2 separate regions of the Homo sapiens genome follow, and region 2 is linked to region 1. The links are chromatin loops, found by intact Hi-C in ENCODE. Cell type or tissue: heart right ventricle. All regions are shown on one strand. Region 1 overlaps HIRA (histone cell cycle regulator). Region 2 overlaps CLTCL1 (clathrin heavy chain like 1).

Evidence for each region. A loop is a pair of places that touch in the nucleus more often than their neighbours do. Peaks named below come from ENCODE experiments on the same cell type or tissue, not always from the same donor. Only the 100,000 strongest peaks of a DNase experiment are listed, where the experiment ranks them.
Region 2: a loop joins it to region 1, with 2.2 times the contacts of the local background. A loop is called at or near these places in 3 of 110 quality-filtered maps.

Annotation. Positions count from the first base shown.
Region 1 is chr22:19,352,709-19,355,208 of GRCh38, forward strand. It overlaps HIRA (histone cell cycle regulator), which reads right to left. Exons shown (of 25, transcript NM_003325.4): 22 at 1,288-1,410; 23 at 648-811. Among named protein-coding and RNA genes, the nearest start is that of CLTCL1, 62 kb to the left of the region's middle. In heart right ventricle, no CTCF peak of the experiment used is centred here; a DNase peak (open chromatin) is centred at 943.
Region 2 is chr22:19,227,191-19,229,690 of GRCh38, forward strand. All of the region lies in intron 11 of CLTCL1 (clathrin heavy chain like 1), which reads right to left. Among named protein-coding and RNA genes, the nearest start is that of SLC25A1, 50 kb to the left of the region's middle. In heart right ventricle, no CTCF peak of the experiment used is centred here; a DNase peak (open chromatin) is centred at 1,161.

The DNA.
Region 1 (2,500 bases):
ATGACAAAAATAAAGCAAAAAGCCCAGGAAGCTGCACAGAGAGAGCTCTGGGAGGGCCTGCCCCATGCCGCACCCTGAAGGCTGCACTCAAGTGGGAGGAAAAGTTGGTAAGGCTATTGGAGTCACTGTGAGGACAGTGCAGCCACCTCTTCCAGCACACCTGGCTTTCTGCAAGGGAGGCAGCAGAGTGAGAGCTCTGGCGGGAAGTGCCAGAAATGGAGGGCCTCAGTAAGTGCAGGACATCAGGCAAGCCTGTCCAGGGCAGGAAGGGCTGGGAGGAGGAAGAGAACCACTGCTACAAGATGCCCTCACTGATTAGCAGCACTGCCAAGTTGTGGTGCAGGGCAGGAGCCAGAACATAGAATCTGCTCCTTCAGACCATGTCTTTCCACCCAGGCATCTATTCCTCCGTCCTGCTGCCTGTCCTGCTGCTTCTCTGCGGGAACACCCTCAGGGTCACTCTATTCAGAGCCTCAGAGCCTATAAGGGGCTGGGTGCCTGCTGAGCTGCCTTGACTGCAGCTCAGGCTGGGAGGTAGAGGCTGCTGGGCCATCACATCTTTTCCCTGATTTCACAGGGACTAAGTGAGGCCTGGGAGGATGGAGGGGCAGAAGGAGAAGGCTGCTCAGGGCTGCCAGGAGCCTCACCTTCGTTTACGAGGTACCGTGCGTAGACGAGGAGCCAATGGCGGTACTCGTGGCTGGACTGCAGGGTGAGTGCTGCTGCCACCTGGTTCTCTAGGTAGGCCAGGGTGGTCTCTTGCTGCACCACATGAGGCACGGAGAAGAGCCGGGCAGCCTGCCTTCCCGAGCTGCAGAGACCAGGAGAGTTTCCATGATGGGGCAGCAGGCACTACACAGAGTCAGGAACTGCCCCCGTGTGCAACAGGCAAGGAGCTGGCAGGAGGCAGGCACCAGGGCTGCCAAGGCCTCCCGTCCACTAGCCAGTCTGTTGGCAGATGCCAGATCTGTTGTCTGCCCATCCCCACGCCCCAGCCATGTGCCTCCTGGCACCCTTGGGGTATCTCACCCAGCACCTGCCATCTGGGCCCCTGAAGTGACAGGGCCAGTGATTGCTGCCCCCAACCCCAAGATATTACCTGATGCAGGACCACTACCCTCAGCACCCCTAGTCCGTCCTGCCCAGCCTGCCTGTGCTGACCAGCACCTGGGGCACAGGGGAAGGGCAGGTGGAGACCAGGCCTGGGCAGGGACTGTGCGTGCACTGACCCAGGCACTTCCCCAGGGCAGGACTAAGGACAGTGGCCATGGCATTCAGGTCACGTACTTGGAGGTGCGGCCCTGGATTATGGCTAACGGTCCTGAGCACAGCATGGCGTCCTGGGATGGCAGGCTGCTCCTAAAGTCTGCACACTGAGCCAGTGAGTCCTGCTTGTCAGAAACCAGGTTCCTGGGGAGGCAAAGGCAGGAGCAGAGCTCAGGAAAACCAAGAGATCTGGTTGGCCTCTTTGCCAACCAGAGAAGGCTGGCAAAGAGGCCACAGAGAAGCAGCCCCTGCCGACACAGAAAGCCAGTAGAGGCTGAGCGCCCCTGCACTTCCGCACAGGCGCCTATCACTGACAGGTTTCATGGTAATGGGTCTGATAGATCACTGTTCCAAAGGAAAAATGAGTGAAGTGAAGGCTGTGGATAGGGCCCTTGCTGGGAACACTTCAGCTCCATATGTTGGTTCCTGATGACTGCAGGCCTCTGTGTGCAGTGTGCTCTGATGCTCAGCTCAAACACTGCCATGGTCTGCCCACAGGGCCACATGGCCTGGGCCCTGTAGCTAGCGAGCAATGCCAGGCCTCTACCTGCCTGTATTTCTACAACTATCCCAGACTGGCAGTCCTTCCACCTTCTCTGGACCCTTCTCATCCTTGTGAAGAAGACTCTTCACACACTTTTAGAACAGCTAGATGTCTTTGTAAATGTGTCCAAAATACAAAGATGCCTACAGAGAGTCAATATTTCTCTTCTTAAATAATCAGCTTATTTCCATTATTACAGCAATCATATATAATAGACAACATTTTGCAATTTGGGGGAGCAGGCAGTGGAGATTTTTTTTTTCCTTTGAGACAGGGTCTTACTCTGCTGCCCAGGCTGAAGTGCAGTAGTGTGATTACAGCTCACTGCAGCCTCGACCTCCTGGGCTCAAGGGATCTCCTGCTTCAGCTTCCCAAGGAGCTGGGACTACAGATGTGTGCCACTGCACCTGGCTTATTTAAAATTTTTTTTTTTTGGTAGAGACAGGGTCTCACTATGTTGCCCAAGCTGGTCTCAAACTCATGGGATCAAGCAATCCTCTCAGCCTCCCACAGCGCTGGGATTACAGGTGTGAGCCATCGCACCCAGCAGATTTTTTTTTTCCAAATTCAAGAAAGAAGTCTCAGTGTGAATGTAGACTTCTGCATGGCAGTTCTTAACAGAAAAGGGGCTAGGAGGTAGCAAGCTTTGGTTCTTAAGGACCAAAGGTATAGACAGAAGAAAAGAACTTG
Region 2 (2,500 bases), 130 kb before region 1:
CTAGGCTAAATACAGAACTAGGAGTTGGGGATTGCATTTAAAAAACAATGAACACTCCTGGAAACAATTTTGATGAGGCATAAAATCTTTTTTTTTTTTTTTTTTTTGAGACAGGGTCTCACTCTGTTGCCCAGGCGAATGGAGTGCAGTGGTGCAATCTCGGCTCACTGCTGCTTTGACCTCCCAGGCTCAAGCAATCCTCCCACTTCAGCCTCCCAAGCAGCTGGGATTACAGGCACATGCCACCACACCTGGCTACTTTTTTTTTTTTTTTTTTTTGAGATGGAGTCTCGCTCTGTTGCCAGGCTGCAATGCAGTGGCATGACCCCACCCTGCTCACTGCAACCTCCGTCTCACGGGTTCAAGTGATTCTCCTGCCTCAGCCTCCCAAGTAGCTGGGACTACAGGCATGCGCCACCACACCCAGCTAATTTTTGTATTTTTAGTAAAGACAGGGTTTCACCATGTTGGCCAGGCTGGTCTCGATCTCTTGACCATGTGATCCACCCGCCTTGGCCTCCCAAAGTGCTGGGATTACAGGTGTGAGCCACCGCACCTGGCCCACCTGGCTAATTTTTATATTTTTTTGTAGAGATGGGGTTTGGCCGTGTTGTCCATGCTGGTCTCAAACTCCTGGGCTCTGCTCACCTTGGCCTCCAAAAATGCTGGGGTTATAGGCGCGAGCCACTGCACCCAGCCACTAAATATTCTCTTGAAGTAAGTAATTTTTGGGCTAAGACTGGATAGGTCAACACAGCAGCCTTGCAGCATGGCTGAGTGAGTGCTCCCTCAGTATCTAATGATGGTCTTGACAAGCTACACTCCTGGGTGCCTTCCCCTGCCACCTGGCACACTCTTTCTTATTCCTTCTAGGATCTGCATCACCAACCAGGTATGGCCACAGAGTGACCACAGCCACTGTCACACACCAGACCACTTCAGAGTGATGCACAGAGTTGACGATCAAACACAGTACTAAGAGTAGGGCTTTAGAACATCTAGCACTTACCTGAGTCTCCTATCCTTTGTTTCCTTCAGGTTTATCTTTACTTCTTGTTTTCAAACATTTTCTCCTCATAGCAACAGTGTATTTTATAGAATGTAGAAACCATCACGCAGTCCTACTGCCCAGAGAAGACTGCCAGCGTCCTGGGGCACTAAGCCAGAGCCTGCTGGCACCTCACCCAACTACTTGTTTCTCCTTTAGGGTCTGGGCATTCCTTAGGGTCTGTCTGCCAAGTTTCTGAGTGACGCTTGGTGTGTTTCAAATCTCATTCACCAGAAACGGTTACATACACTCACAAAGTCATGAGAGTCCAGTAGACCCCAAGCAGCAAATTAACAGTACTTTTATTTCCTAGAGTTGGAATATGACCCACTTCTTAGCAGCTAACTTGTAGATTTGAATAAATTGAGGTAACAGAACAATATACTTAATATGTTGTTTCCTAATTATAAAAACAGTAAGTGATTATTAAAGAAAAATCAGAAGAGATAAGTAAAGAACAAAGTGAACTTGTACAATCTTATCCACTTAGTACCGTGGTGAACAGCTTGATATAAACTCCTCTAAATCCCTTTCTTGTATATATATCTAAATTTAACCCAAAATAGCACAGACATGTGATTTGATTATACCTGCTCCCACAAGTTTCAGGCCAACAAATGATGCCTCACCACAGTGAGATACCACTGCACGCCCATTAAGATGGTGATTACTATTATTATTATTTTAGACAGGGAAGATGTGTTGGCAAGGATATACAGAAATTGGAACAGCTGAGCATTGCTGGGAAGAATATAAAATGGTACAGCCTCCTGGAATACAGTATGGTGGTTCCTCAAAAAGGTAAACATAGAATTACTGTAGGACATGATCCAGCAAGTCCACTTCTGGATATATGCCCAAAAGAATTAAAGCAGGGTCTCAAATAAATCTTTGTACACCCATGTTAACAGCAGCATTATTCACAATAGCCTAAAGGTAGAAGCAACCCAAATGTTCATCAATGGATGAATGGATAAACACATGTCATATATACACATGGTGGACTATTACTCAGTTTCAAAAATGAAGGTGTTTCTAACACATGCTACAACATGGATGAACCTTGAAAATAATATGCTAAGTGAAAAAAGCCAGGTAAAAGGACAAATATTTTGTGGTTCCATGTATATGAAATATCTTGAAAAGCCAAATTAATAGAGACAGATTAGAATGGCAGTTGTCAGGGGCTGGGAAATGAGGAGTCACTGCTTAACAGTTACATAGTTACTCTGGGATAATAAAAGTTCTGGAACTATGTAGTGGTAATGGCTGCATAGCATTGTGAATGTTCTTAATGCCACTGTATCAGACACTTAAAAGTTGTTAAAATGGTAAATTTGGTTATGTATATTTTACCACAATGAAAAAAAGAAGAAAGGAAGAAATGCTGCCCTAATTAGAACTGTTTCCATGAAAGTCCTGTATCATGATTTCTGGAAAATCCTTTTAAGG